Regions from separate parts of the Homo sapiens genome. Here region 1 is linked to region 2. A link is a loop called in an ENCODE intact Hi-C map of the cell type or tissue named here. Cell type or tissue: PC-9. All regions are shown on one strand. Each heading gives the region's core, and the rest is flanking DNA. Links, peaks and the distances in the headings are about the cores only.

Region 1 (16,396 bases), core at 3,023-11,022, 100 kb before region 2:
CCCAAATGTTGCTCTGGGTACTGCACTGGTTAGCAATGCAGTTTTCAAAGTTCCAAGGAGAAATGAGGGGAAATGAGGAAAACAGACTGCGTTTATCTATGGATGCTGATGCTGTTTTGTACACGTAGGACGTATAATATATGCTCACTGCATTCAATCCGTAAGCCTGTAGGCCAGTGACAGTTGCAGTCCTGGCGCTCTGATTCCGCGGTTCTGGAATGGGGCATGGGCGCCGGAAGTTTTAGAAGCACCCGGCATGATGCTGATCACAGCCAAGTTTGGAAACCACTGGGCTCGTGTGAAGGACACTGTACCCTGCTGTTTGGAATCATAAACGTAAGATTTAAAATGGGCTTTCCTAACTAATAAGTGCCAGTGAGGGCTCAACAGCTGATGGGCAGTGGAGTCCAGAGTGATGGTCCCAGCAAGCGTTCCAGCGGCATCTGCCAAGGCTGGAAGCTGTTGCCAGGCTCGAGCCAGAGCAGCATGGGCAGGAAGCTCCTGATGGGCAGTGGAAGTGAGATTGGACCAGCGTCAGAGGGCGGATGTACTGGTGGCAGGCTCAGAGAGGGTTGCCTTGGGATTCACAAAGCATGGCCCATGGTGTCCAGACTGGGGGCTTTTGAAGGCTTAGGCTGATGTTCCCCCTTAGCCACACCCTTGCTATCCAAAAGGTCCTGCTCCACATCTGACCGCAAGCAGCCCTCTGACACAGTGCTGGAGGCTCTAAGAATCTGAAGTCTGCCTGTCCCAGGGAAGTCCCTGCAGCAGGTTCTGCTGTGTGTGTCTGTGTCCCCAAGACATTTTTCAGGACAGCTTTGGGAAAAGCACTTTTTAACTGTTAAAAATAGAGAGAGCATTGATACTTGTGAAGATATATGTACTCACTAAAATATATGCAGTGAGCATATATTCACTAAATGAACATGCATTGAAAGTAAACAGCATGATGCCAAGGGCTTGAAGTTCCTTTTCTTGTTGCTTTGTAGGTTAATGAGGCCAGGGGTGTGGATTAACAGTATTCTGGAATCACACAAAACTCTCCAAAGGAACCATTTATGCCACCGTGATAGGAACTGCGTATTGCTCACTTGGATCCTAAGCTGATTTTTAAATTAGATCTTTCCGTGATCCCTTGTTGAGTCTGTTTCATGTGCATTTTATTATATTCTATAAATATTTCACTAGTTGTTTCTAATAATTAGAGAAAAAGTGTCTTTCATCAATTTAAGAGAGAAGGGAATAGTCTGTTAAGGCTGAGCAGTTACTGCATATGAAGGCTCCAATGGTGAGCTTCTACCATTAGCTGGCAAAAAAGAGCAAAAATGCAATGGAAAACAGTGAGGGAGAGAGAGAGAGAAAGAGAGAGAGAGGAGAGAGGCACAGTTACTGAGCCATGTGGCCAACTATTAAAACTAGGAGAAAAGACACAGAAAATGTTGTGTGTGGGGGGGGGTGGGGGTAAAATGCTCCCCCTGAAGAGCACTGAGGCTCTAGGGAGCCCGTTAAACCCAGATAATTCTACTAGAGCAGGAGGGAGCTGGCCTGGGCCTTCCCAGTTAGCACTCACTGAAAACAACGGGCCTCTGCCGAGAAGCTAAACCTGGGACCCCAGGGATGGTTTATCTGGAAGATTAGGGGAGAAACGTGCAAGGCAGCCAAGGCAATCCAGCCATCTCTGCAGCTGGGAAAAGGAGTGATTGTTTTCCTGAGCTGCTAGCCTGGATTTGCAGAAGGAAAGAATGCCTTGTTTCTGTCCCCTGAAGACGCAAGCTGAAAAAATGTCTGGCTGCTCTTCGCCGCCCTCCCAGGTTCTCTCCCACAGCCAAGAACGACTGGCTGCTGCCCTGAGCCGGGAGGTCACAACGCTTGTGGAGTAAGGAGCTCGGGTTTTTGTTTGGGGCTTTGTTTTGTTTTCTTAAGTATCTGCAGGACAATGTTTGGAAGAGTCGTATGCCCCATAAAAGGAAGAAAATGGTGCTCTTGGATTGTAATCAGTGACTTGTGGTTGGCAGTTATGCCTCTGCCTTCAGTACTGCAGGCCTGTGCCTTCCACGGACCTTCCCTAACATCATTTCTGGAGATGATGGGGCCAGCTCTTTAAGAAACTATTTTTTCACGTTATCATGTGGTAAGAACAGAGATGAACCTCAGAGATGAAGAGTGTGATTGAGCTCAGAGAAACTTCAGTGACTTGATTTTAAATGGGCCAAACAGTTGGATTTCTTTTACCTTTTGTGCAGAAAGCCTTCGTTTAGAGAAAAGAGGACTGAATTCTGATGGACAGTAGGTGTGGGAGGGGCAGCATGTTATCACAATAGCATCGTGATGAGATTCCTGGATGGAGGGAATCACTGGTGCTTGCATATTTGGGGCTTCATCTTAGGGAAGTTCCCTAAAATCTCTGTAGCACCCAGTTTTCGTGGGAAGAATGTCGTGGGAGCAGGGGCTTCCCTGACCTTGGAAGCCTGGCCGGTCAGTCTCAAACGAGTTTACTGCCTCCGACCCAATTGTGAGGACTGAGCCAGAGGGAGTGCATGTCAGCCTCAGCCTCCAGCAGCACAGCCCCTTTCTCTACAAGCCTCAGATATAGGGGAAAAAAAACAAAAACAGAGTCAAAAGTAGGTCTTCATTAATAAAAGACTGGGATCTCCCAGAATTAATCATCTTGCTCATCTTTTCCAGTTCTGGAAATCTGATCTTTGAACCTGGTATCCTCAGTCTTAGCACAATACCTGGGACCATAATAGATGCTCAGTAAACTTGGTGGGAGGAAAAAATCAAAGAAGGAGTCAAAATAGAGGTGCTCGGTGCCGAGGAGTTGCTAACCTGGACCATCCAAATAATGACAGTCTGTGGCACTTCAGAAGCATTCCAGAAATGGAACAATGGCACTCCATGAAGCTGTATAAACTCATAATGTATCCTGTAACTAACCCAGTATAGAACAGTAACACTGTTTACACTGATTGGAAGGAAGAAGGTTCATCCTGGCGGTTTATGACATTGCCAGAATGGCTTGAATCCTTGAGGGTGGGTGACAGGTAGAGTGGATAATAAATGGGCCTCCTGGTTCACAGAGCCTGAGAACCTCTCACCCAATGGGCACCTGGTGCCCCTGCAGAGTCCAGTCTAAGAGGACAATTTTTTTTTTCAGATGTAGTCTTGTTCTGTTGCCCAGGTTGGAGTGCCTGATCTCAGCTCACTGCAGCCTCCGCCTCCTGGGTTCAAGCAGTTCCCTGCCTCAGCCTCCCTGGTAGCTGAGATTATAGGTGCACGCCACCACACCCGGCTAATTTTTGTATTTTTAGTAGAGATGCGGTTTCACCATCTTGGCCAGGCTGGTGTTGACGTCCTGACCTCGTGAGCCACCGCGCCCAGCCAAGGACAATTTACTCTAGCCACAGATATGGCCATGGTCCTCATGTAAGCTGACTACAAATACAGCAAATCCACCTTTCCAAAGACTTCATTCTAAAGATGTAAAAGAACAAAAAGAGATAAAGGAAGAGGATGAGAAGACTTGAGAAGAGTGGAAGTGTAGAAAGAAAATGTTTAAGGTTCATCCCCTCCCCACCTTGGGGAGTTCCTTTGGCAGCATCTTCTGAAGGGTACTTCTCCTAGCCCAGGGGCAGAAAGATCCAGTCTTTTGGGGCAGCTGCGGAAGAAAGGAGAGCAGTCCTGTAGCTCATGAAGACATTACGAAGCACAAAGAACTGCACAGGGACAGAGAGTCTTTAGGGTCTCGAGCTCACTCTATGTCCTTGGCTGTTAAGTTCCCCGAGAGCAAACCCCAGCTTCTCGCTTGCTTCAGGCTCTGCATGTGTGAGTGTGACCCTTGGGTACTCTCGGGGCGTTTTCAGCCATGCGATTCTGGGGACTTCAGAGGACTCTGTTCCTTTCTGACTCGTGTTCCGGCGTCTGTGGATTGCTCCCAACAGGAGGAGGAGTATTGTCTATTAAGGGAAAAGATTTCAGTGACCTGGCAGCAGGGAGCGTCGTCAGTGTTTGACTGTTTATGGTATGTCAGGGAGCTGGTTCCTGGCAGTGGCTTCCCCAGGGGTGGGGAGGGGTGTGCTGGGGGTGACAGGAAGCACTGAATCACGACAGAGAAGGGAAAGAAGCCCGCCCGCCACTTCCGGTGTTCACTGAGCAGGTCGGTGGCCAGCGCTGCCTTCGCATCAGAACCCCATTTTAAAACACATCCAAGCGCGTGGCGTCATCGGGACGACGGGCTTCTCCCCAGTAGAGTGTCAGACCAACACCGCCCTGCACAAAGCTCTGTGTTCCCTGCTTTCTGTCATGTTCCCACCCATAGCCAGAAATCCCAGCTGCTGGCCGTCCAGCCCCTATGGAGCAGTGACTAAGGGTGGCTGTGGGACTCACTCACGAGCCTTAGGTTGGGTGTACATAGTTTGTGGCTGATTAGGTGTTGTTAAGGATTTACTGTTCAGGGCTGTTGATTTCTGCCACTGGCTTGTCTTCTCCCAAGGACAAGGGGCCTGCCTATTGGCTTTTAGATCTTAGCACTTAGCAGACTCTCAGAAGTGTTTGCTAGAGGACGTTTTCTGGGGAATGTCCACCTGCACTGATGAAAACAACTCAGTAACAACTCCACTTTGAGAGGAGCAGAGCAGGAGCCTTCCTTAGGTGTGCGTAAGGGGATACCGGCTTTAAAGACGCCAGGCTGAGTTGCTGTGTCAGGATTGATTCTTTACTTCTCCATCTGGAGGTGTTTCTGCTTTATCAGTTTCTCCTTGTTTCCAGCTCTGTCTCGCTGCCAGAGGGCCGACGTTTCCTGGCTTTTGTTGTACTGTGGCACACAGTCTGTTTTGAAAGGACAGGAGCATAATAAAAGCGGATATGAAAGAAGGGCCAGATGACATCACATAGAATACTGGAGGAAGTCCGCGTTTGTGGATGTTTATAATCTCAGCATGTTAGTTGTTTGTAATATGATAAGAGCACTTTTGATACATAGGAGGACTACAAGCCTTGTTGCTTAGACAGGACTCACGAATTTTTATCTTAGGCTCATAGTGACGAACAGAGAATGGGGATCTTGGCCTGGATCCCAAGTGACCCTGGCTCATTGGTTGACCTCGGGTACAAGATTCGGCATAGATGAGCCATTTAAATTGTGCCTAAGCCAGCTACTCATTGAATTTTTTAAAAGAAAGAGAGAGATAGAATAAAGAAAGCTAAGAATTTGACTTATTAGAGATGAATTAGCTTACTAAATTTTTTCCTTTTGAAATCTTACTTCAGAGAAATTGATGGTACCTAGAACTTAACATTAAATCAAGTAAGACCCTTTTAAGGTGAATTCTGGAAGCCATATAGAGTCAGCATTATATGCATGCTTACTCAGTGAAAATCCTAAAGCATGCAAGTGTCTCCATAAAGAGCAATCTCCTTGAACAATAACAGTGTTGACACCTGCTGTTCCCCAGGTCTGTATCGTGAGATGGAAATACACCAGCATCTTCCCCCACTAGGGGAAGATGATAAAATGCAGGTTAAGAACATGGACCATGGATGCTGGGTACTTCCTGCCGGGAGCCGGGCACTATCCTCACCTCTTCCCGTGGGTTAATCTCCTTTCATCCTAACGGCAACCCCAGGAGGCAGGAACAGTAGGTTCTACCCATTTTTTAAATGAGGACCCTGCAGGGCATGTGGGATGAGCATTCCTCACAAGACCGCCCCCACGAAACATGGCCTGGAGCCCGGGCACCCTTGGTCCAAAGCAAATCAAGTTTCTCCCAAACACAGTGCCATTCAGAGCAAACCAAATCTGCAGCACTGGAGACCCGCACACCCGACTGGAAGCTTAGGGCAGGGCAAAGGCACAAGACAGCATCATAGCACTCTGGAGCCCAGGAAGAACCCATCTTCTTGCAAACACTCCAGATTAAGCGTAAAAAGACTAGAAAAATCAACTGTCTTCATGCACTGGTATAGGAGAGCAGGGTAGAGCTGGCTCCTAAAATTTCACACTCAGGAGACTCTAAAAATCGTGCTCAAACCTAAAAATGTGTGCATGCTAATTCCAAATTAGCCTTATCGACAGAGGTTAGCGTCCAAAACTTGGTCTAACCTAGTCCAGGGAACATGCAATCTTTGCAACTTCATACTGCAGTGACTGTGTGTGTGGTCTCTGATTGTCCATCGAACACAAGAATTAAAATCCCAACAACCTAGTGAGGGGCAGAGAGGAGTGGGATTGAAAATCCACTGTTGAAATATCCAGGTAGATAATCCACTCCCAAATAACGGAGTGCTGCCTGCGCCTGTCCGTACCCAGTGGGTGCTCTCCTCTGCTGGCCCCAGGAGTAGGCGTCTGCTGTGACTTAGAGCAGATTTTATGCACAGACCTTCTTCCAGGCAGAGAAAAAACTACCGAGTGTGAGTTCACAGCAAAGGCATCCTCGATCCCTGCTGATGTGGGAAGGCATAGGTACACGCCGTCTGAAAGCTGCCAGGCGTGATTCACTTGGCAGCGTACCTCCAGGAGAAAGGGCGGGGCAGAAATTCAGAAATTCTAACCCAGAAGCCAGGCCAGCAGGTAGGTAAAGTGGCTGTCGCATGGGTGTGGTGTTGTCCATGGCCCCAAAGCCCCTGGGACTTTGATGGTCAAGTTTGCAAAGATAAAGCTGCAGGCACCTGAGGCTGAGCCTGCCCGGGCAGCGCAGCGCTGCTGTGTGCCAATGCAAACGGGGACCTTCCTTGCCTAGACCAGTCTTCACCAACCAGAACAGAAATCTTATTGTATTCTGAAAAAGGATTCCTGGATCTCTTTCATTCCATGCTTTTCAGATTTTTTTCTCCCAAATTTAGCACAGAGGGCAGGTTTTGAACAGAACTCTTAAACTGAAGGTACTTCTCTGGAATAAATAGCTTCAAGAGATGGACCCACTTTGTTTATTACCAACAGGGCTAAATATTTACCTTAGACCTATATGCCAATACTAACCACATACACATTTTCATTCATTGCCAAAGAATACCAAGAACTGGCATGCCGTATAAATAATTAAAATTTAGTGTAGATAATGTGTGAGGTAATGCTTATATTAGATGATGTCTCGGTGAACTCTCTCCCTAACGAAACAGAAGAAAAACAACATAGCTCATAAATATGTAAGGGTATTTATTCTAAATGTAACATGTGAAACTCTTCACTGCATGTGTACCTATGAGTCTGAAAACTCACTTCTAACTATGATTACATTGATGGCCTCTTGAACAAGAGTTAAAAGCTCCTTGTAACTTGTTCTTCTCAACACGGAGACAGAACAAAATCCCTCAGGCTATTAAAAGGATGACATGACAAATAGCCTTCATAAAAGATGGTCTTTTATGCAGCCAATTTTCTTATTAGTTATTTGACGACAACATTGAGGTTTAAATGAGTAGCCAATGAGAGAATATTGAAGTAGGCTGTTTGTTACAGCACATCTCCTCTAACTCATACTTGCTGATAGGTAATTGGAACAGAAGAGAATGATGTCAGTATGAGATGGAAGTCATGTTAGTTCATGCGTGACATTTTTCCCAGCATGGTGTTTGTACCACTGAGTAACAGGATAGCTGAGGGTAAGTAGAAGAATACACATCAGCACAGCAAACTGTCAAGGAATGGAACTCTATACGAGACCCCAGGGCCGCAGTATTCTCTCTCTTGCCTCGCTCAGGCCACATACTCTCCTTAGAAATGCTTTCTCCACAGCTCTTCCCAATCTTTGGTCATCCTGTCCTTGCTCTCTGCAGTGTAGCAGTCTCAGCACTTCCTTACACCCCCTTCTATGAAACTATGCCATCACTTTTCTTCAAGATAAACTGTTTTATTTACTGCAATATTTCTTTACTTGAGAAGTTAACATGTCCATTAAACTGTGCTATTATTTGTATTAGGATTGCTACCAATTTTATTAAGGCCCTAGTTACAAAGTTGCATCGGTATTGAGTGGTCTGCCCCAGCTCTGTTTTTCCCATGGACCTCGGTGGTTTGCTGTGTGGTTTTGCAGAGTGTGAGAATTTTTCAGAAACAGTCATATACTGTGTTACAGCAGAAAAGCCTGTTCTTAAAAAGAATGAGTGGGGACTAGATGTGAATCAATGTGATTTGACTTTCTTCTTCCCAAGGTGAGTGGCTGGTGTGTTTGAGTTGGTCTTGACTACACTGACAAGGAAGGTGAGGGTATGGAGGACATTCCAAGCTGAAGGAACAGTGTGTACAAACGCAAGTTCTTTGCGAGGATGGAACTTCAGAGGTGTTCATACTCAATGCATTGAAAATCCTCACATTCCCTCAGCATGTAAAATAAGTGATTAAGCATTCCGCTGTAGTTGAAAGAAAAAGAGACTTTGAAAGTGGAGGGAACAGTGGATGCAGGGGAGCAGAACCCCAGTCGGCGGGTCTCAGGAGAAGCGAAGCCTGCTGTTCCTGGGAAGCAGTGGGGTGCAGGAATCAGAGGACAGCAGATGCTGGCTTCACACCCTCACCTTCCCTATGGGTACAGTCGAGGCCTCCTCAAACACACCAGCCACTCACCTGGGAAAGAAGAAAGTCAGACTCACATTGATGCACATCTCGTCCTCACCCGTTCTTTTTAACCTGATATGGGCTCTCAACTAAAGGGTTAATACCAGAAGCACCCACCTAGCTAAGTACCGACCTAGACAGCCATTAGTGATTTACAAAAACATGAAGGGTGGCCATCTATATTAGGGGTGGAGAAGGACAGGGGGCAAGGGAAGGTGGTTTCTGGCAATTGGTCCACTGACACACCCCCAGCTGCTGTGTGGGACAGAAGTCACGTGAGTCAGATAGCAACACCCAGGCTCTCATCTTGTTCCATCTCATCTGTGCCTGGGCATGTGTACCTGTGCACAGGGGGACCACCTTCTGCAAGGTAGCTGGGGTGCGTGTTAGTTCTCAGAATAGTGCCAGCTGTGTGTCCACTTCATGATGACATCAAGAAGATGGGCTTTGGGATCCTGCCCACACCCAGCTCCGGGGCGCTGCTGATGTATCTGGGCAACCCCAGCCAGGATCCTGGGCTGCCTCTATCACCCTCACAACCTGGGGGCCAGGAGCCAGCAATGAAGGCCAGTGAGAGGTGAATTTGGAAATGAGGAGCTTTCCTGGGGTACTGAAGGAACAGTATCAAAATACTTGAAAAGAAAGAGAACTCTTTCTTGTTTGAGGCTTTTGGGGCGTTGTTTCCTGCGTAACTCAAAGCCTTGGGAATCCCAGACAGAAAGTCATTTAAGATTAACTTTTGAAATCAAGTGAGTAAGACCTGATTCAAAGGAGAATTTAGCCATGGGTTAATAAATATATCTAAATTGCAATGAAAATCTTCAGCGGTCTTAGCCGTTGATCCCGTGGTCACCATAGACAATATAAGGAGCAGTGTCTATGGCAGGAGTGATGGAACAGATTTCAGGAAGTAACTTTGAGTGAGAGAAGCAGGGGCCCCAGAACTCTAGTGACCAAGACATTCGAAGACAGGCAAGGAAACCTTCAAATGCAGGCAACTCATATTTCGACGGGGCACCCTCCAGTGCTCCGAGATGGAAATTGCCTGCATTTCAGTGCCCTGTTCTGTGGCTCCAGTGCTCTGCTGTATGCCCACTGTGAAGGCTGCTTGTCACCTGTGCTGCCCAGCTCAACCCGGCCCCTTTGGTCGCTGTCCTGCCTGCCTGACGGCTGACGACGGCCCCACACCCATGTCTACACCCTGGGTGTTTGCTGTGTAGGTTCCAGGCTTCTAGACCAGATGACTCAAGATGAGGCACATGTGAGTCTCCACCCAGCACCTAATAAAACCACCCAACAAATGAGGGCTCAGCTCCTCCCGGGGTGAAGGCCAGGGTGCTCTGTTGACTAAGGGGAGGCCATGAAAGAACGGGGAAGACTGGCTCTGGACAGAGCCTCATCCCCTGCGCTTATCGTGGCTCACTGCCAAGTGCGAACACCTGGGTCCACGCCTCCGCATGCCGGGCCCGTGTGCACACCTGCCTTCCTCGCTGGTGAGAGGGCGCATCTCAGCCTGCTTTTCGCCTCTAGAAAGGCACTGAGTGTGAACTGTGAAGAAGTGGCCAGGGCAGAGGATGTGTGTCAGGAAATGCCAAGCCCCCTTTCCTCACTCAGCCAGATGGCCTACCTGTCCTCACCTGAAACCAGGCCCACCCATGCTCTGAGATCATCTCTAGCCCAGGACAAGGCATTTCCAAGGCAGCGTTGGCTTAGACTATGTTGGCTGGGCTTCACCTCTCATTCATGTGTCAGGAGCTCTAGGCCGGGGAGCCAGGCATTGGAGACCCTTTAGCTGGGAAGGCTCGGGGGGCTGAGTTACATCACCAAACCCTCACAGCAGCCCTGTGCAAGGGTGCCATCATCCTCCCTTTGTGCAGAAGATGCTGTGGCTTCAAAGGACCAGTCACTTCTCTGCCTGAACTCTTGCCCTTTGCTACATCATTCATGTTCCCAGTTGGCCCCTCACACCTGCTCTTCAGCATCCTGGGTTCTCAGCAGTTCCTACCTGGGGCCCTGCCTGCCATCCCTCCACTGTCATTCAGCCTGCTTTAAATGTCTCAGGATGACTAATGTCACTGGGATGTGTTCTGGCCCTGGCCTTTGGCCCACCACACACTGCATGCCCTGGCAGTCAAATTCCTGAATTTTTTCTGGAGCCAGTCCTGCCCGTCAGGACCCAAGCTCCAGCACTAAAGTACGGCTGTCAGAGGTGGCCCTGCCAATAGCACACTGTGTGTGGAAAACACCCAGACATTGAGCTGCCTGAGGAGAAATGGAAGGTGGCCCACTTGGCCGGTCATTGCTCGTTAAAATGTAAAGGTGTGCAGATATGAAAACACGGGGCTTGTTGCCGATGACTCAGGGGAGGGCACCGAACGTCATGCCTCCTGGTTATGTCTTGCCGCCGTGTTGAACCAGGATGGGGAATGATCCCATTCCTCAGGTATTCGTCTGGGAGACCGTAAAGGATTGCTTCCAGACAGGAAGGACGTCTGTCTTCCTAAAGAGTGTCTAGCCCAACTCGTTGAACTACTGTCATTTCTTTCTGGTTCTCCTGTTCCAAATACACAGCCTGAGCTCCTCCCTCCTTCTCTGAGTCTCTCAGTTCCATGAGGACAGGCATCGACGCAGTCATAACTGCTGGCACTCACTGGCATTCCAGAAAAGCCCATGGGGCTTATTCATTGTACGTGGGGGAGCGCCCCTGTCCTTCAGGCATTTCACCATCTTGAGCTGGTGACTAGTTCAAGACCATTCTGTAGAGTGAACACATTTATTTAGGATGCCCTTGAAGTACTGTTAAACAAAGGAAGCTGAATTGGCTGGCTTTGCTGCCCGGCATATAGAAGAAGGATTTGTGCTGGGTGGTACAACTGTGACCTGCACTTCCTCTTCCATATACCTTGCCCTGCTAATACCATGTTGGAATTATTTCCTTAATTTCTAAAGCTGCATGTGCGGAAATGGCTTATATTTCCTGTTTTGATAAACTAATAGAACTTTACTGAGAACCTTGTTCCCGAGTTGGCTTTCTTCTCTTTTGGCCTCTTTTTTGATTAAAATAGTAATTCTAAAAGTCCAGCTTGACTGGACTTGTGTCAAAGACAAAGAATTGTATAGATTTTTTTTTTTTGCCTTGAAAAGATAACTTTTTAGCTTTCAAAAGGATGATAACTTTTTAACAATAGGTAATGTTGATCTTGTTTGTCACTTGGCGTAGGTTTTTCAGTATTCCTCTGTGGAGGGAATTTGGGTTAGATGCTAGGCACAATCCAATCGTCAGCTATCTGTAAATTCCCTTCAGAGGATGGCTCTTGTTGGCTGGAGGTAAATTGGCTTAAAAAGACTTCCTTGGACAAGAAGTTTCTTGGAACATGTAGAGGACAAAATATTCTTTGTTTTGGGACAGATGAGTTTTGTTCTTGCGATTCATATAACTCGATTACTGCTCATTTTCTATGTGCAAGTTGAGAACAATGACCAGCATTTTTTTTCATTCGTCTACATGGCATCCACTTTAAATGATACTCATGTCTGAAGAGGGCTGGGTGCATTTCCATGGTTTGTTCCCTTGCTATATGTTGACAATTTGCAGTGGTAGTAGAGAAATAGTAGTCTCAAAGAGTTTAAATTGTTTATGTGTTTTGTTTCCTGGCATTCAGGTTGTCATTTAAACCTATTTTTTTAGTGTCCTAAATATAAGGACCAATCTGCCATGGAGAGAAGTGACATTGGGCAGTTTTCTCCACGTTTTGAGATGGGCGATTCCTCAGACATCTACCAAGGAGGACACCCTTTTCCCCGGTGGCAAAGGAGGGACTCTCCCTCTGCCTGGTGGCACAGGATCCTAGTGAAGGCAACACGATACTCTCTTCTCACTGTCATTGGGTCACTCACAGAAGAGCCAGGGCAGCAACCAGGAGGACCGGATGTCCTCTTAATCCTGCAGCTGCCACTCTTGATCTCTGCTCCAACTCCACTGTATCCCATTGATAAATGACAGAGTCTCTGCTGGCAGCCAGGCAGCTAGTGACTCCAAGCAAGAAATTCTGCATTTGATCCTGATAGGAGCCTGGTTCAAGAAACTAGAACCTGGTTTTCCTTAAAGGGTTCCATGACTTTTATTCTTCCAGAGGTAAAAGACTCACCAAGGAATCTAGATTGTGCATCTGGAGTGATTTGATGTCTATGGTAAATCTATCCATGCAAACAGATGGATTTTCATATCTTCTTTTTTTTTTTTATTGAGACACAGTCTCACTCCGTCACCCAGGCTGGAGTGCAGTAGCACAGTCGTGGCTCACTAAAACCTCCACTTCTCGGGTTGAAGTGATTCTTGTGTCTCAACCTCGTGAGTAGTTGGTATTACAAGCGTGAGCCACCATGTCCAGCTAATTTTTACATTCTTAGTAGAGACAGGGTTTCACCATGTTGGCCAGGCTGGTCTTGAACTCCTAACTTCAAGTGATCCACCGCCTAGGCCTCCCAAAGTGCTAGGCTTACAGGCGTGAGCCACCACACCCAGCCCAATTTCCACATCTTTCTAAATGTAATGATGCCAAGATTTAAATAAGACTCCAAGGAAAAGAATTTCCATATATGAAGTCAACCAAGAAATCCCTCACTCAAAGATTCCCGTTCTGCACCTGGAAAAAATGTCTGTTGCATTCCAATTGAGTAGAATGTAATCTAAGGTTTCTGGAAAACACATCTTATGCCTTTACATACACTGCCAACTGGCTCCTAAACATTTCCAATTCCTACAGTTTTGAATTGGCACAGCAATGCTGGCTACCAGTTTCAGAACAGGAAAAAGAAGAGCTCTAGAAGGATATTTTGAATTTTAAAAAAATTAAAAGAGAGAACTACAATTTTTTTTAGCACTTGGAGGGATTAGAGGCTCAGCCACTGAGTCCTTAGGGCTCAGAGCCGCCCCAGATGCAGCACAGGTCACAGAGGTCAAAGCAAGGTCCAAGGGCCATCACTTTTCTAGGACAGACATGCCAGGCACCCACTGAGTCATGGAACATGCTGAACCTGTAATAACTCCTACCTTCTGTTGCACCCAGGGTGATGGTTCAGTGGTTTCCAGCTTTCTCACTATCTCTAAACAAAGCCTGTTTTCACAATGCCCATCCGACCACCTAGTGTAGGGCTTTGCAAACCTCGGTGTGCTAACCTGGAAGTCATGCTAGAAAGCAGGTTCTGCTCCAAGAAAGGTGGGGTGGGGCCTGCATTCCTCACTAGCTCCAGGGTGATGCTGATGGGCCCTGTCCACACAGCACACTTGCCATGGCGGGGGCCAGCTGGGAGAGCAGCTGCCCTTCAGACAAGCACTCATGACCTCTTTGACTTTGTGTCTAAGTCCCTGCCTCTGATCAGTTTTCCTCTCTGTTTCCCTCTTATTCCCTCCCATTTTATTTGTGGTACAACTTCCAGGTAAATCTTCCTCAAACTCTCTGTCCAGTGTCTTCTTTGCTACCTGCTCTCTCTCTTGTTTCTTTCTTTCTTTATTTTTATTTTTTCTTTTTGAGATAGGGTCTTGCTCTGTTGCCCAGGCTGGAGTACAGTGGCGTAATCTCGGCTCACTGCAACCTCCACCTCCCGGGCTCAAGCCATCTTCCCACCCCAGCCCTCCAAGCAGCTGGGACCACAGGCGTGCACCACCACACCCAGCTATTCTTTTTGTTTGTTTGTTTGTTTGTTTGTTCGTTTGTTTTGTACAGACAGGGTTTTGCTTTGTTACCCAGGCTGGTCTTGAACCCCTGAGCTCAAGCGATCTGCCTGCCTGGGTCTCCCAAAGTGCTGGGATTACAGGCATGAGCCCCCGCACCCAGCCTTCTCTCCTGCTTCTTTGCTGCCTGTGGCTTTCTCTACCCTGCTCCTCCCTTGCCGGCGTGGGTTTTGTCCCTAAGAACTGGTGCAAGAATGACCGGTCCTTCATCTCTTCCTTGCAGCTCAGAGACTTTCAAGTCTACCTTGCTTCTTAGGTTTATGCTGCTTTGGACACTTATTTCCTAAAATGTATAATTCACATTTATTTTTCAGAACTATTCCTTTTGGTTCCACAACACTAAAGATGTCAAGAGCTTACAATAATCAGACTTAGCACCCCTTCCCTTTGTCCACAGTGCCTCTGCCAGCTTCTTTAATTCCTCTGCCTTTCTTGAAGGAGCAGATAAGTCCAATGGGGTCTGGCCTCCAGGTTGGTGTGTGATGAGATAGTTGGCAAGGTAGGACTGCCTGCAGGTCCTCAGTAAATGTTCATTCATTTGCTGAGGGAAGTAATGATTCATCCCCCTAGGCAAACTCCTTCCATGATTTGGAATTTAGGTCTGAAGTTTCCTGGCCAATGCGCCTGGGAAGCCACTGAGCTGGCTGTCAGCTGAGTAGGGACTAAGGATGTTCAACTGTGGGTACTGAAAAGCGGCACTAGATTGAAATGGAGTCCTGAGCTGCAAGTTGGGGAGCACAGCAGTGTTGGAGCATCCTGAAAGTCATAGGAAGAATGGGCTTCGAGTCACTCCAACTCAGGATGTTCCTGATTCCCTGATAATGATCATGATGATGATGATGATGACGATGATGATGGCATGAAGGTGGTGCCCTCCTAGGCCTGGAGGTTAGGGGTAGCCAGTCTGTCTCTGCTTTCTAGCAGTGAGAGCCTCAGGCTGTCAGGCAGGGAGGTTGGCCTTGGGAGGTAGGCATAGAAGGAATAGTGGAGCATAGCAGAGCCCTAGGGCGCAGGCCTGAACACAGCCAGTCCTCTCTGTGAACAGGATAATGCAATACTTAAGGACCCACTGTTCCTAATTTGCTCTCTAACCATCCTCTTCTTCGCAGCTCTTACCAGAATTTAAATTATGTGGGTTTAGTTGTTTGTTTACTTATTTCACCTTCTTGTCTACTTGGTCACCTGCCACAGGGCAGGAGCAATGTCTAATCTGCCCCCTACTCTATACCCAGAGCCCAGCACAGTGCATGGCTCAGAGGAAATTCACATCAGTGATCATGAGTGAATGAATTTGTAAAGTGAAAGCGTGGATGAAGGACCTCCCAGCCCCTTGCCCTTTGTCATGTTAGTTTGGAATTGGGGATGTGAGGTGTCCTCTCACTGGTGCAGTTGAAGGAAGGTGCCGGATACGGTTCAGATTCCTCGGTGGTCCCGAGTTCCCTGGGTGGGGAGGTTCTGTGTGCCTATGAGGAGGTGAGAGTCAGGCATTCTCCAGGGAGTAGGGTGCCCCCACCAGCTTTCACAGGCCTTCTGTAAAACTGGTCCCGCCAGGCCTTGAGTCCTTTCCTGCCTTGGGGTGAAGGACACCCAGACAACCACAGGAGTTTGGCCAGCCGGGCTGAACGGCTACAGCACGCCCCACGAGCCTGGATCACGTTCCACACCTGCAGTAGGAGCTGCAGGAACCTCCTGGCCCTGCGAGCTTCAGTGGGGTCAGCAGCCAGGCACACCTGCAGGGGGCGTCAGTGAGAGCTGGGCATTGGAATTGCCCTACACAGTTGCTGCCTTGGAAATTCAGACTTGAAATGAGAAATTAATGGAGGATTGAATTGATGTTTCTTTCATGAGCCTGTGATTGTTGTAAAAAGAGGTGTGTCAAATGCTTGGTGAGACCCATGCAGGATTCTTTAAAGAACACTGAGGCAAACCAGACCTTATAGGGAAAAACAGGCCTCACGGAGACTGAAGTTAAAATATGGACCAGGGCCAGTGTTTCTTCATGAAGGGGGTGAGCAGAGATTTGAGGAGGCTGCAGGGTGGGAGGAAACTCATCATTTTTATTAAGGAGTTGACAAGAATAGGATCGCGGCTTGTCTTTGATTTGCGTTAAGCAG
Region 2 (16,396 bases), core at 8,035-16,034:
TTAGGTGTTTGTGGGTTTGTTTGTTTTTTACCATAAAACTTCTTGGTTGGCAACTATTTATTGTTTATATTATGATGAAAACAGTTTTGGAGGTTTTTAAGACTTAATGTTAAACTCCAAGGATAGATCCATGGTGCCTCTGGACATTAAAAAAGTAAACAGGTGGAATGATTTGTTGTTTGCAAATTAATTACCACATGCCTGTTGGTATATGAAAACCACACTGAGGAACATTTGATTGAAACGAAGATTAGAACAATTTAGGGACAGTTCACATTTATTCACATGCATTGATTTACGAGAATGGACAAAATGTAACTCTATCTGTTGTAGGGAGGCCAATGTCATTCTTCTTATCTGGCTAGAATTAGGTTCTACAGGAGTCTAATGTCAGCCTCTAGGGATATATTCAGTGATAATCAAGTTAGGCTAGAGCCCAAAGCTGTATACTGTTTTCATCCCAGAAAGGTTATTAAGTTGATTGGAACACAGCAAAGTAGGTGGTTTGTTAGAAACTCGGAGGACAGAACTAGGGTTCCTTATTATCTGAGAAAGCTGGATAAATGTCCAAGACAAACGAATGCAGTTGACAAGGGAAGTATTTGATCAAAATGCAACATAATTCAGAAATGCTGGGCTGCCAGCGGGAAGCATCTAGGAACGTTTCCTTTGCCCTGTGTCCCGATGGAGGACGTGCCAAGCCCACACGTTGCCATGCCTGCCCATTGCTGTGACCCCTGGTGACTACAGCTGCCACCGCCCATGCCCCCAGGCTCCTGTCCCCTCTGACACAGCTTCCGGTTGGCTGGAGGGCTTGCGCTGGACGCCCCACCGCCTGGCAGCCTGGAGCAGGATGAGATGGGCCCCAGGCCAAGAGCAGCAGAAATAGGACCAGGCGGCCGGGCTGAGGAGGCAGCAGCCAAGCCCTGAGCCCAGGCGTGAGCCTCAGATCTCCCCTTGCTGCGGCAAACATCAACAGCCCTCCTCACCCCTGACCAAGTCACTTCCTGGTGACTTTGACGACCAGCTCAGGAGGCAGAGAGGGACTGTGGGGGACTCACACAAATTGCATTCTAATCCAGCCTGGCCGCGTTTCTGTGCTTTGATTTCAGCTCCCCACCAGGTGGGGAAGAAGCAAAAGGCAAAAATTCATTGAAGGCTTTGTTTTTATTTTCAGAAAATATCTGGACATTGGAGGGGGCGGACGGTAGACTGCAGAGAAAGAGAGATCAGATAGGGCTTATGTGACCCCGCTGTCACTGTGGGAACACACAGAAACCCTGGGAAAGAAGCAAAGCTGTTGGGAGTAGAAGAGGACAGTGCCCGTGATGTGCACAAATTTGTCATCTTGCTTTTTCTATGCACGAATCTTAGAGGTCAGCGTTGTCAGTCCTCCCACACGTGGCTACTACGTTCGTGAAATTATTAAATCCTTACTATGATACTGGGCCTAGCTTTGCTTCTTAGGTAAAAAAGGAAGACAAAAAGTTTGGATAAAGCCCAGAGAATCACGTAAAATCATTACATTCTGATTGATTTTAAATTTCCAAAGATTATTAAAAAGATAGGTAAAGTTTATATGAAATGAGGATTATTTTGCCAAAATGAGAGAAGACTGAGCCAGAAGAAAAGACGAATCATGATCTTCAAATGCAGAGTCCAGGGAGTGAAATGGGGCTGCTTCTTCCATCTGCAGGGGCCAGAACCCAGGGACATGCTCTTAGACTACAGTCTGCAGAGACCATATACTCACGATCGAGGGCCAGCACCACCTGGGGTCCAATCTCAGCTCCCACTCATTCACTCTGAGGCCTTGGTCAACTGACATGACAAACTGTCAATTAGTTTCTACAATGCAAAGCAAGAATATTATGCAAATATAGTTGCTCAGTAAAGTTGCCGATAAATAGGCCTTGGGTTTCTTTTTCTAAGAAAAATAATTTTATTTCTCTCTGATTATTGGCTTTTTAAAACTTACAGAAATTATTTATCTTTTCAGGGCAACAGAGGACTTGGTTTCTACGGAGTTAAGGGTGAAAAGGTAAAGGAAGCCTGGTCAATTCCAGCAGAGGCATGCAGCATTTCTCAGCCAGGAAATAAATCATTTTAATTACTAAGTTCTGTGCTGTAAAACTTTTACCTTGAGTTGATCTGCAGACAGACCATTTGCATAGGGAAATAATCATTGCAAAGTGCTAGGTTGTCACCTACATACCAGTGATAATTCTGCATCAACAAGACGGTAAACATAGACCATCTAGGCTAGCCGAGACTCTGACACAGAGACATAAGCTCAGCTCATCTTCAGAAGGTGGAGGTGAGGACATGTCACTGAGTGCATCTTCTCCTGTGTGGAGCCCAGAGGTGATGGAGGGGACTGAGACTACAGCCAGAGGCTGACATGGAGCCATCTCAGGGACCAGGGGATCTCAGGGACCAGCCCTGGTAGGGCACAAAGGCAGCCGTAAGGACCATGTGGCTTTTCTCCTTCCTTAGAGTGCTAAGATCCAAAGACCTCATGGCCTTTGAGAGGAACGTGTGAGATCACGTGCATGACAGGCTTAACGCAGCGCCACACCCCGCAAGCAAAACCTCACCAACACAGTCCCATTGCGTTCACCACAAAAGCCATGAGCCCACTGTAAAGTAGACCTGACCCTTGGCCTCATGATTGGAACATTTCTATTTTGTTTTCCCTTCTGCTTTTTGATGGAACAGCACAGTAAGTTGAATCAAGTCCTGCTCATGTGTGAAGAAGAAACTCTTCCTTCTTTACATTAATGCCATAGAAGAAGTCAAAAAAGGACAATTAGCAAGCAGTGGGCTTCTGGGAAAAAAAAGAAAGAAAAACATTGAAGATCCAAACACATAAAAATTTATAGCCCCATACAATGAAATATAACAAAATAATAAAAACAAGAAAAATCTGGGAAGAAATCATTGGTGGGAGAAGAGAATAGTCCCGTTAGATATAATGGAGATGAAGTTAGAGTCTACAGTCTACAAAGGACTTATGCAAATAATGAATAAAAAACATCAGGGGCCCAACAGGTACAAGGGAGGAGAACAAACAGTTTGGGTATTTTAAGATATTCTATTAGTGGACACTCAGCGTACACTATGGAGTATCACTTTCTGCAGCTGACCCATCATCTCCATTTACTGCTGTCCGTGTTATGTGATATCTGGGCTCAGACTTGTATGATACAGTTTAATGTGGAAAGAAAGGAAAAGACAATGATGTTCTTTTGTGTCAATCAGTTTCTGGGAGGTAAACCCAGAATATTATGCAAGGATAACGGTCCAGTAATGTTCTAGATAGATCGGTTTCACCATCTGTGCACCACATCAAAAAGTGTTTTCTGCTAATGATAAAAATGCAAATTAAAGCAATCTTGGGATATTATAGTTACTTAAGATTTTTTTTATTATATAAAAACATCTTTAGCTGGGGAAGTAGTCTTTCATTTCTTCAGCATTTCGTTTATCTCGGTGCCCATCTTGGCAACCAGTAGAGTAATACCTGTCAAAAACCATAAAGACATTCAGCCCTCATACCTAATAATTCCCATATATAGAAATTCATTGTAAGGAAACAACCCCACAGAAACAAATGCAGTCCAGAATTGTAAACAACCTACATGGCTTTTATGCATAAATTCTAAATGATTGCTAATGAAAGGAGGATATAAAAAACTTACATTAGGATTACTCTATTTTGTGGTTATTATACTGTAAATAGGTATACATATGGTAAGTAATATGCAAACATTAAAACTGCAGTATTTTGGCCAGGTTGTATTTGTATTCGAGTTTTGTAGTTTCCTTTCGATTTAAAGACAACTGCTTTTGCTTAACAATATGCAGGGTGACGTAGGGCAGCCGGGACCCAACGGGATTCCATCAGACACCCTCCACCCCATCATCGCGCCCACAGGAGTCACCTTCCACCCAGATCAGTACAAGGTAAAGAGCAAAATTGACTCTTTTCATAGTTGAAATAAAAAAAGGAGAGTAAAAGTACATTTCTTCAATTGTATTCAACCACATTCCAAGTAGAAAAAGCCTCACCACCAACTTGGCACATTACCCATGAAAACATAACCGGGTCCTCCCAGAATGTTTTCAACTCTTCCAGACGGTTACTAGATTCACAGTGCGATCCCGTCGTCAGTCCATCATCTCAATTCTGATGAATCTGAAGCAACAAGAGAATTCATTTAAAAAAAAACTTATATCTATCCTTACATTCAGTGTAGGTGGAGGCTAATGGTCATACCGTAATTCAAAGCCAGAATCATGGAACTGTCTAGCAAAATGTGTTCAGCAAAATAAAACCTACTTCTTTGCTGACATGAAGCACCTTTTTGGAGGTTCAAAGTCAGTTTTTGACAGTTTCTGAATCATTCAATTAACATTTTGCTTAATTGAAATCATGCTCTTAGTCTGAAATAGGAATTGCCGCGTCCACTCTCTCTACGTTTGGAGGCTGCTGTGCCACCCACCCACTCGGAGGTCCCACAGCCTTTCTAGGGCTTCCTGTTCCCCCTGTCAAATGGGGATGGCGACACTGACCTCCTGGAGCTGACGAGGAGGTTGCAGGCGACTGTGAAACACTCAGTACCATGTCGGGCACGCAGAATATCTGGGAACTAAAATAGAAACCCCAAACGGGGAGATCTTAACTTTCCAAATAGAATCTGGTTCCCAACTCTTGAGCAGGGTGGGGCTTGGGTCCTGTGTCCTGGGTCCTGCATCCTGGGGCGGATTTGGCAGGCAGGACCACTGCCTTGTGGGGGAAATCAACCCAGGTGGCTGAGGCTCGAGTTATGAGTGACCGTTGACAAAAATGTCCTGGGAGACGGCAGGGAGGGCCTCTGTCCAGCTTCTGGACTGGAGCCCAGAGCAGGTTTGATCCACGTGGAGGTGCTCAATCTTCCGAGTCAAGTTTCCCACCTTTTCTACAACCCAGGCCAGGGTGGGATCCGGGGCTGGGAATGGCCAACCCGCAGGGGCAGTTGTGTCCTGCAGGAATCCAAGGTACCCTCAGAAATGACGGGGACAAAGGACCCGCCAATTGCTGTTTCTTTCACCATTTTAGACGAAGAGAAATGGGAAAAACGTAGATCATGTTTTTGATCTATGATATTGACATGGCTTTCAACAGCCACTTTTGCTTCAAGTTTCAATATGTTCCATGTGTATCTTTTTCTCAGAGGGCCTCCTAGTAATGTTTTCTTCCGAAGAGTATTTTCATTAAGGCTTTTCCTTGGGCACGTTCTCCCACCATACGGATGTAAACATCTGCCTGGAACGGTGTGGGGGATAAAGGAAAACAGAGAGAAGGAAAGACAGACTTTCACTTGTACCAAGAGGAATACAGGAATTAATTTATCTTGTGAAAATCTAGAAGAAATGACACCTCTTTTCTCTTGAATTTTGAAGCTGCAAAATTTAAGAGTCATGTGTTGTAATCAATTTATGATGATTGTGTGAGGATTGATTCAGTACTTTCAGCTCATGTCATGAACCCTGATTGATTTTTACCCATTACCATCCTCAAATTAATAAGCGTTTCTTATTTTTCATATTCTTCACAGGGTGAAAAAGGCAGTGAGGGGGAACCAGGAATAAGAGTAAGTCGAGTAATGAGCATGCCCCCTCCCCTGTGGCTCCTGGGCTGTCGGCGCTCTGCCAGGCATGACGGGGTGCACCATGCGCTCGGGGCCCGCACACCGCCAGTCTCTCATCCCCTTGTCCATAGCAGAACAGTATTAGCATGCATTTTTACACTGTATTTTAAGAAGTCAGTTCTAGAATTTCTTCCTCTTGGCATCATAAACACTGGCTAATCATCTTCTGAGGTTTGGGAAGGGAGCATGGAGATGGCGGAGGGGCGTGGCTTCCACTCAGGCGCCACCGGGTTCTGCCCTCCGTCCCCTCTGTCACTGCCTGTCCTCAGAGCTCCAGCTCTCCCTCGCGGTCGCTTACCACGTGACATGACACATGCAGTCCTGGATGGGTGACAGCCCGGGAAGGCTGGCGGGTCTCCTAGGACCGTGCCCTGCACTGCGCCTGAGTTGAGCATCGCCAGGCGGTCTGGACACCATCGGGGCTGAGAACACAGAGTCCTGGAGCAGAGGATGACACGTGGGCCCTGTTGGCTGGAGGGGCCGCCCCTGGGTTGCTCCTTACGCCCCCTCTGCTCTCTCCTAGGGCATTTCCTTGAAGGGAGAAGAAGGAATCATGGGCTTTCCTGGACTGAGGGTAAACCACGCCTTTTATAACTGCAGTTGTCGGTTTGGTTTGGTTTTTTTCAGTAGGCTTTCCTTTTTAGAGCTGTTTCAGATTCACAGCAAAATTTAGCAGAAAGTATAGAGATTTCCCGTTATTACTCCCCACCCCCCCCCACACACACACACAGCAGCCCCCCAGCACGAACATCTAGCACTGGGGGCTGCGCTGGCTACAATCCGTGAACCATCTTGACACACCGTCTTCACCCAGCAGCAGGTGTGCAGACGCGGCCCTCCCCGTGGAGGAGGCGCGAGTACCGCACAAAACCTTTCTGGTTGTGTGTGTTCAGCTCAGTTAGTCTGTAGTAACCAGAAATGTAGAATATCTCAAACACACATTGATTTCCGACTGTCCCAAGAGCCCAACAAAAATGTCCCTAGTCGTAAGGGTCGGGAAGGGGTCACCGTCCACGGTGATTCAGCCACCTGGGAGACAGACCTCACCTTCAGAGCCCCAGCCTGGACTGACCCCACTCACTCCACGACCACACCTAGCTGAGGGCTGGGACGGGTGGTCAGAGCCCTGGGCCCAGGAAGAGAAAGCAGAATTTTGGTGGCTATCTGGCAGTTGCTACCACTCAAAAGACCGTATTTTACATTCTCCAAAAATAAGAATAGAGAGACACAGTAGAACATTAGAGTACAAGCCTTTTTACATTTTTAGTTTTTCATTGTACTATCTTTGTGAGTTTCTCTGTATTTCTTTACGTGGTAGAAATGATGCACGTTATGAAAGTATTGCTAAAATGATGTGTCTCCCTCAGGAAATGAGAGTCTTGGGGTGGCTCTGACGTCTTCCACAGGGAAGCAGCTTTGAGATTAGGATGGATTCTGCTTTCTTCGAGCCTTTTTATCATAGTCATTATTTCCCATCCCCACCTCCCCACAACTTTGTAAAGGGGAAAGAATTGTATTAATAGTTGGTATTGAATTTGGCAATTTGTTGCTATTCTTCAAAATCTGGACCTGAGACTTGTTCAATCTGTCCATCGGCATTTTGCTGTGATCACAGCCAGGTGCCGTAGTCAAGCCCTCTGGAAATGTCTACTGCATATTCTGAGCTGTTTGCTTCTGTTTTTTGTTCATTCCAGGGTTACCCTGGCTTGAGTGGTGAAAAAGGATCACCAGGACAGAAGGTAAGTTGGATGCATGAACTGCAGTCTGCTCTGGGCCCACGACATCCCACAGAGGTTAAATAAATAGGCCTTGGCATCTCAGGAAAGAAAATTGTCTCCAGAAAAAAACATTGAAAATGGTTCTTGTATTTGCAGTCACAAAGATAATCCTGCCTCACAATACTTGAACCGGGTCATTACCTTGGCTCTCATTTTTGCAAACTATCTTTTGCTTCCTCCCTTTCAAAGTGTCCGTCACTCGACCCCACCAGCCATGGTTTCTATATCGTCCAACCTCACACCCCTCCTCCATGTCCTTGTCACTCATAGGAAGCTCCTGGACTTGGTGACCCAGGGTCCACCTAAATTTTTTTATAGATTGACCCATACTGTGACACTTCATTTATGTTTAATGACAACCCAATTATTTTTATCATGAGTTCTGTGGACAGATTTTTGGCTTTTTTTTAGGAGAAAAATGTTATGTAAGAAATGTATTATGGGCCAGGTGCAGTGGCTCATGCCTGTAATCCCAGGACTTTGGGAGGCCTGAGGAGGGTGGATCACCTGAGGTCAGGAGTATGAGGCCAGCCTGACCAACATGGTGAAACCCTGTCTCTACTAAAAATACAAAATTTGCCAGGCATGGTGTGGGTACCTGTAATCCCAGCTACTCAGGAGGCTGAGGCAGGAGAATCACTTGAACCTGGGAGGCAGAGGCTACAGTGAGCCGAGATCGCGCCATTGCACTCCAGCCTGGGCAACAAGAGTGAAACTCCATCATAAAATAATAATAATAATGATAAAATTTTTAAAAAGAAATGTATTATGAATCTAGGTCAGATTTAGAACCGTCTGAACTCTAGGTCATACACAATGTTATAGTTCAGTGGTTGATGCCTTTTCACTGTTCACTGTGCCTGCGGGTCCCACCCCACAGCACACAGCACACGCCTCCTACGGCAGGCCCGGCAGGCTCCCCAGACACCACCACTGACAGCCCCTTGGGTCTCACATCACACTCATGCCAACATACACACAAAGACGTGTAGCTTCACATGCATGTAACGGAGCAACAAAAGAAATGTGTCTGTGCTGCTCTGCCCAGTGCCCCTTAGAGAATGTTCCAAGTCGGCAGGTACACATCTGCCTCGTTCTTTAAAGCTGCAGAGAATGGCAGTCAATAGGTGCGCCATATTTCCTTACGCCCTCGAGGTGGTTTTCATATTTCCAGCAAACATGCAGTCACCTCGGTGGTACACAGGGCTTGGCTGCCTGCCCATGGGCTAGTATGTCCATCACTCAGTCCTAGTAGGTGCACAGAGATAGAGTTTTATCAAAATCACTAGCCTCAGAATCACAACTCCGTTGAATCCTGCTCAGGGCTGCACAGAGAGTAGTGTGGCGTCTGGAGGCCCATGGGCTTCAGTTAGCTGGTACAGAAGCTCGGCAGGCCTGGTGGGGGTTCCGCCATGCTTGTTCCAGGACCACAGATGGACCTGCCTCCCAGACTCGCTTTCTGACCTCCACTGGCTCTAGACACGGGCCGTCTTGACCCAGCATTCTGCTTTTGACCATTCAAACTTAACACCAATCTTGATGACTTCCTGCAACCTCCAATGATCATACTGTTCCCATTTCTGTTATTTTATGCTAAACTCAGCCCAGGGAGCCAATGCCAGGCTTTGCCGTAATCACACCCAGCCTTTCATAACATCAGTTACTGATCGGAGTACTCCCAAAGGCGGCACACCTAGAACAAGAGCTATCCAAATGCACCCCACCCAGAGGCCACATTCTAGTTCATGGCTTAGGAAAAGCAAATATTGTAAAGGGACAGAGGCTAAAGCAGACATTATCGTTCAAAAGTAACCCGTTTCCACCTACCCCATGTGATTAAAGTGCTGCTGTTAATTTCCTACCATGTGCTGGTAAAATTATAATTATCTTTAGTTTTCCATCTTCAACACAAGGGACTTGTAGTATTTAAAAGTGCATTTCCAGGTGCCTGTAATCCCAGCAGTTTGGGAGGCCAAGGTGAGTGGATCATAGAGGTCAGGAGTTCAAGACCAACCTGGCCAACATGGTGAAACCCTGTCTCTACTAAAAATACAAAAAAAAAAAAAATTACCTGGGTGTGGTTCATGCCTATAATTCCAGCTACTCAGGAGGCTGAGGCACGAGAATTGCTTGAACCTGGGAGGCAGAGGTTGCAGTGAGCCAAGATCGCACCACTGCACTCCAGCCTGGGAGAGACAGTGAGACTCTCTGTCTCAAAAAAAAAAAAAAAAAAAAAAAAAAAAGGGCAGTTCCACAGAGCTGCTCCCTGGAACTCCAAAGTTAATGAAAGACAAGATGCTGTGTAAACAGTGGCCACCTGGCAGCTCCAGGGCTGGGGCCCAGATGTGAGGATGGTGAGGCGTCAGGCTTTCATTTCCCAGCTTACTTTCTGCAGTTGCAACAACTTGCGAAGATGCAGATATTTCCAGTTAAGTGGGTTACAGGGAGGCAGTTTACTCAACTATAGAAATGGGAAATAGGCAGACATACACAAATGACGCAGCCGCCGTGCTTGTGAGCACCGATCTGCACCACAGCTATGTCCGCCCTCTGCCATCCCACTGGCCAGGTGGCCATCACTCCATGACTTTCATTTGTTCCCCACCCAACACCTCCCCCTAGACACCAAAAGCCCCTCCAAGGAGCAACTGCTCGGTGACATAAACAGTGCATCAAAATGGGAGGAACCAGAAAAGAAAAGATATCCTGGGTAGGAACTTGCCCTCCTCTACATAAACACAGAATTGGTTGCCTGTCATCCCCACTGAGATTGTCAGAACTTCTATTAGTTCCAGCCTTTTCTAAAAAGGAATGGAGACGTAGCATTTATGAATTTGGTTATATTCAATTTTCTGATAAATTAGAGATGGTTTCGTCTCCTCTTTCTAGGGGAAACATATCTTTAGTAACTGAGCAAATGCTGTCCACAGTGTTATTTTATAATTTTGAAATAACTCCACAGAGTTATTTTATAATTTTGAAATAACTCCACAGAGTTATTTTAAAAAGTGTTCGTTGAGACCTAGTCTCCTTTGAGGAATACATGCCACACCAACACGCGTCGTGTTGTGGGAAGTCCCCCCTCAATAGGACCATTGTCCTCTATGAGGACTGTCCAGGACTTCAGGGATGTTGCATTTGCACAGGCTGCAGTGTCGATGACTTGGACTCACCAGATGCAGCCTCAGTGTTCCCTGTGGCTGTGTGTAGGTTTCCTCTGCAAAGCTTGAAGTGGCAGACATGACCTCAGATTGAGTTCTTTTATGGAACTCTCACTGTCTTTAGTCTTTTATACTAAATCGCATCTCATTTGCAGGCTGGCAGGGTTTCTTTGCAGAGGCGCCTCTTTCAAGAGGCACATGCGTTCTATTTAGCCTAACAGGTGCTCCCTCGGCCACTGCAATGAAAAGGGTACAACAGGCAAATGAAGAACAGAAAGATAACAGGCCAGTTCACACCACGAGAGACAGCAGACTGCTTTTAAGCTTTAGAAACATGCATCTCCCTAAAAAAGCCTAGCCATACATTCTTTTCATCTGTTTGTGTCAGCTAGTCCCTGAGGACTTCTGCCCAAGGACTTTCCTTACTCCAGTTATTTCCACCCTTGAAAAACATAAAATCAACCTTGTACTTCTAAAATTGCATAATCAGAACTTCCTATGAATCATATATATGACCTCACTGAATTCAAATGAGTGATAAGTTATTAGATTTGGGGGAGGGCCGGGGAGAAAGGAGGTTGCAGTTTCAAAGCCCTTCACAGTTATCCATTCTAAAATAGTGATCTGCATGTCAGTCTCCTGACCTCAGCTTTCCCTAAGGGTGGGCTCTGTGGTGAGCTTGCTAGCAGGAGTACAGACCTTGCCTGGAAGCGGGGTCTCAGGGAGCCCGGCGGAGCCTCCACTGGGTCCTTCCCGGGGTGGTTGCCAGCCTGACTCTGGGAGCGCCTGGGTGATTCCTCCTTGGCCATCCCTGCGCCTCCCCGACCCTGTTGTGTTTGCCACTGAGAAACAGAGAGGAAAAAGTTTTGATCGTCATTTTGACTTAGGGTTCCCGCCTATCTGGGTTTCACTGCCAGTGGTCTCAGATGAACCCTGAGGGTGCATTTTCTCCTTAAGTCGTGCATAACCCTCAGCCTCCCCCGAGTCAGTTGACCTGTTGACCTGCCGCTGGGAACTCCCCTGGAAAGTTTTAGCTCATTGCTTTGGCTCTTGGGGTTCCAGCTGCCTCAGAGGAATCCTGAGTGCTTCTTAAGTTGTCCCCCTTCCCCAATGGGTTTTCTATAATGCCCAGTGCATTTCAGATGGTTCAAAGTGCCCATGCTGTCTTGGACCCTTCAGCAGAGATGGCAACACGTGGTGTCTGGGGTGCTTGTTTTGTTTGCTGAGGATGCCACAGCATAGGTGTGTGATGCTCGTGGCCCAGAGTGAAGCTCAGATTTGACAAATTCCAGGGCACCCTCTGAGCTGGCCAGTCTGTGGCTGTGCTCACAGCTCCCACTGAGTGTCCAGCTGCCAGCTCCTGTCATGCCAGGTACTTGAGGATTCCTAGCTTAGCTTATGACGTGGCCTCTAAACAGGACCTCATTTTTAAAATCACAGAAGTTTGTCTTTACTTTTGAGTCTTCAGCTCCACCTAGCGTGAGAGAAAGTCCGGGTCCAAACCACAGGACCACAACAACACACACAAAGTGAAGCCCGTCTCAATTCAGTCTAAACAACATGACTTTCAGCACACCTGCTCCTGGGTGTCAAGATAACCTCGAAAGTAATCAGAGAATGGACCTTTCTTATACCTGTGGCATCTGGCATTCTGAATTTTGAGAGCTGAACCATGCATGTTCTTTAAAAGAGGGAATACATTGCTAGATTTTTAGAGAGCTTTACTCTTCTGTCCAGATACCTCATGATATGACTCAATGATAAACTTTTTCTTTCAAAAAATGTTCAAGGGAATGAGAAAACAAAACTTAGTGTTATAGTTGTTTTCTATTTTTGAAACAGGGTCTTGCTGTGTTGCCCAGGCTGGAGTATGGTGGTACCATCACAGCTCACTGCAACCTCAAACTCCTGGGTTCAAGCGATCCTCCCACCTCAGCCTCCCAAGTAGCTGGGACTGCAGGTGCCTGCCACCATGCCCGGTTACATTATGTATTTTTTGTAGAGGCAGGGTTTCACTATGTTTCCCAAGCTGGTCTCAGACTTCTGGGCTCAAGTGATCCTCCCACCTTGGCTTCCCGAAGTGCTGGGATTACAGGCATGAGCCACCATACCCAGCAGAGATTTTTTTTAATGAAGAGAAAAAACTCTAACTTAAGAAACCTTAATGCGTCTATTTTGGTACTAAATGAAGATTTTCAAAACCTACCCTGGGAGAGAGTTTCAACAGTTGGTTCAGGTTGTCAACACCTGACCCCACGATCAATCATAAAAGCAACCCGACACTCATATCTTCTGTAGGAGAAGAGGTGCCCAGCATCCTCCGCAAATGATCCCTGCTGAAAAGGGGAACCTGCACCTAGGGCAGCCTCCAGCCCTAATGACTCACGTGGAGGAAACGTGGGGTTAGAAGAACAGATTGTACAACACCACGGGGGTGAGACTGACTGCAGCCCACCACAAAGAACATCTGCAGCACAGATGACCCAGTGTCTTCAACAACCACAAAATGATACTAAAAACATAGAAAGGAAGAAGGGACTATTGTGAATTAAGTGAGAATTCAGAGGCATAGCATCCAAGTGTTATATTTGGACTTTTTTGGCTCCTGGTTCTAGCAAAGCAACCTTAAAAAGACATTTTTGAGACCCAAGTCAGGGAAAATTGAGCACAGACTGGGTTAATACATGACTTTAATAAACTGTTGTTCATTTTGTGAGATATAATAATGCCATTGCAGTCCCTTTTTGGAGTTATACATCAGAGACAAAAATTAAAAGCAAATATCTTTCTTGCAGGGAAGCCGAGGCCTGGATGGCTATCAAGGGCCTGATGGACCCCGGGGACCCAAGGTGAGCCCGTTTCTCATGTCTTTGCCACTTATGGTGTCTCGCCCACCCTGGCTGGCCTTACTCCCCTCTTGATGGTGTCCTGTGGAGGCATCCCCTGCCCTAAAAAGTACAAGATCCCCAAATACACGGCCTCTGACACTGGACAGACGAGGTGGATGGTGACCTACGAGCCACGTGTGCTCCCTGCCAGGGAGAAGGGTGCCACCTGCCACTCAGGGCCACGTAGGGGTGCGCTCAGGCACAGAGGAAGCCAGCAGCCCTGGGGAAGGCAGGCCTTGTAGTAACAAGAGGGTGCGGTGCCCCTGGTTTCCAAGGGAGGATGTGGCTTGTGTGAGTAATTCCTGGGCTTGCAGGGAGGGGAGACCATTAGGTGGAAGACCAGGTGGGTGCTGCTGGTCTAGCTGAGAGGGGAACGCACCCGTGGGGAACCTGGGTGGGGGCACATCTGGAGAGGACTTCTGAGCCGGGTGAGGCTCAAAGAGGTGAAGGTGGTGCGCGGGATGCTGCCTTATGACAAATGCTGCCTTACGACACAGATGGCGCTCCACGGGGGTCCTGCGGCCGCATCATCTCCCAGCCCACCCTCGCCAGGCGGCTCGGCTATCACTACCCAAAATGTAATAGTCTGAACTACAGAAAGCACAGTCTCCTGGCATTCGACAAGGATTTCAAAATGAGATGAGCCCCTGCCTGTCTTGTTCTCTTTGGGCACCTGTGGCTGGTGGCTGGGATGCCAGGCTCTGCCACCCTAGCATGGGGATGCTGCCCCAGGCACTGTCTGTGGTTCCACTGGTTGAAATAGCTGCTCTGCCAGCCTGACGGTCCACGCTCGGGTTTCTTCTTTGGAAATATGTGTACTGTCAAAAACTCCAAAAGGCTATTCTCACATCCTGTTTTTCTCTTTTCTTTCTCTAGGGAGAAGCCGGAGACCCAGGGCCCCCTGGACTACCTGCCTACTCCCCTCACCCTTCCCTAGCAAAAGGTGTGTGAACAATTTCACCTGCATAGTTCAGCATCGCATACACATTCTCTCCTGTTAGGGACACAGAGCTATGAACTTTCAAGACAGATATTCTAAGCAACCCTAAAACTTAAAGTATAATAATAATAAAAAAAATAAAAAATAAACCACGAAATTTAGAACATAACTTCATGTACAATTTCCCTCATGCTTAAATGTGTCACAGGGAGACCTTCATGTTGCCTGTGCCTGAGACAGTCCTCACCACCTACACGTGAGAAATCCCCTCCGTTGGGGAATTCTTTCACTTCTGCTTAACTTGTAGAGTTCTAGTTCTGCCGTCTGGACTATCGCTGAAGATATCCAGGGCAGCAGCCCCAGCCGCCTTCGGATTTTTTCTCCAAATGCACCAAGGTTCTTAAGCCCTCTGCTTGCCAGCCCGACACCTGGAATTGATCATAACTCATAACCAGTGAACAGTCACATGCTTTCAGGCTTCAAGGCAACTAAATTCCCAGATATTTACACATAACAACCACTCCCCACTGTCACAGTTGACCTTGGAGTGTAAACGAAGGACTTTGCGCATGTCGTCACTAATGCTCATCTTGTTATTAAGGCTCGGCTTCCAAATTGGCGAGATCATATGGAAATCTGATCCTAGTCCTGCAACTAGAGCACTTGGCTCTGAACCTTGTAGAATGCGCATCCTTCTAGGTTAAAAAAAAAATGTTTCGAGAACCTCCTCCTGATAATCGTGCGTATATATCTTTGCGGATCATTGGCCCATGTTATAGTCAGCTCTGTGAGGACAGACATTTCAGCCCATCTTGTTCACTGCTGTATTCCCAATGCCTGGAACAGGACAGGCACAGAGTTGGAGCTCAGCAAACGCCTGACTGAGTGACGACGTGCAGAAACATATCAGACAGGCATTGTGAAGGGTAGGGTTTTTTAAATACAGACGCTCTGGTGTTTACCTCTTGAACTCAGCAGGTCACCTGGTCTCCCTGTCCTCTAAGCCTAGGTGTCAAGAATTCACCTCCCTGCTTCGAAGCGAGCCCTCTGTCAGTTTAATAATGGCTTTGCATGTCTTCATCCAATGCTGATCAAAACGCAGGACAGAACAGGGCCATGGGCAGTGCCTCCAGGAGCCCCTGAGATGTCTGTCTGGGGAGGCGTGGAGCCGTGAATGGGGATATTTTGAAATCCATGCTCAGCTTCCATGATGCCCGTAACTACGAAGCTGGCATTTCCTGCCTCATCCATGGCGCACACCTGGCTACCAAACCTGAGACCCACTAAAAAGAGCCATGAGCCCACTTTGACTTGACTCATTATTAATAATTTTGGTAAAAAGGAAATATGCTGTTTGAGATTTTAAGAACATAATTTTTAAGTTAATGCTGGCGATGTTTCTTTTGCATTTTTTAAAAATGTTGCTGACTGAGAACCCAACTCTCACCAACCCCTCCCTTCTCACCGTACTATATTCCTGGAATTCACACTGCAAAGGCGGGTGCTTTCAAAATTCACTTTTTCCCACAAGCGGATTCAGAAATGCGGAGGTTGCCTGCCGCCTTTTCTACCGGACAACATTCCCGAGTTATTGGTGAGCTGGAATGTGACTGACTTGCATTCCAGGGTTTCTTAAAGTCAAAGGTTGACTAACCAGCAGATTCCCTCAGGGAAAAGAGGCAGTAAATGTATCTTTTTCAAGGTAACATTGCATGAACTTGTCAAAAGACAAAAAGGATAGAGGGGTTTGTATTAAAAGAAATGATTCCAAGGTACCTAGAAATAAAAGTAATCTTGCTATTCTTCCAAACAAGTGAGAAGGTCTGTGGCTTTCAATTTTGTGTCTTTTTATGGAATCAACAATGGCTAACAGGAGTGTAGGTCACACTGTGTGCCAGGCGATGCTCCAAGTTGTCCTAGTTGTACTTTTCAGTGT

The links. Hi-C counts contacts between places; a loop is a spot of excess contacts. Peaks named below come from ENCODE experiments on the same cell type or tissue, not always from the same donor. Only the 100,000 strongest peaks of a DNase experiment are listed, where the experiment ranks them.
Region 1: a loop joins it to region 2, with 14 times the contacts of the local background. A loop is called at or near these places in 2 of 110 quality-filtered maps.

Annotation. Positions count from the first base shown.
Region 1 is chr13:110,336,988-110,353,383 of GRCh38, forward strand. All of the region lies in intron 3 of COL4A2 (collagen type IV alpha 2 chain), which reads left to right. It overlaps MIR8073 (microRNA 8073), which reads left to right and starts at 3,971; the gene lies at 3,971-4,042. RefSeq lists enhancers at 1,171-1,672, 5,216-6,165, 6,166-7,114, 10,063-10,921, 15,921-16,396 and a silencer at 4,075-4,144. In PC-9, for the core only: no CTCF peak of the experiment used is centred there; DNase peaks (open chromatin) are centred at 6,444, 9,844, 10,754 and 10,914; H3K4me3 peaks cover 385 bases; H3K27ac peaks cover 3,428 bases.
Region 2 is chr13:110,432,402-110,448,797 of GRCh38, forward strand. It overlaps COL4A2 (collagen type IV alpha 2 chain), which reads left to right. Exons shown (of 48, transcript NM_001846.4): 12 at 2,000-2,041; 13 at 3,868-3,966; 14 at 5,601-5,636; 15 at 6,217-6,267; 16 at 7,388-7,432; 17 at 13,428-13,481; 18 at 14,397-14,463. Among named protein-coding and RNA genes, the nearest start is that of COL4A2-AS2, 23 kb to the right of the region's middle. RefSeq lists enhancers at 12,092-12,141, 12,212-12,401, 13,566-14,066, 14,067-14,567, 15,554-16,396. In PC-9, for the core only: a CTCF peak has its summit at 12,155; DNase peaks (open chromatin) are centred at 11,130, 12,060, 13,760, 16,030 and 1 weaker place; H3K27ac peaks cover 1,387 bases.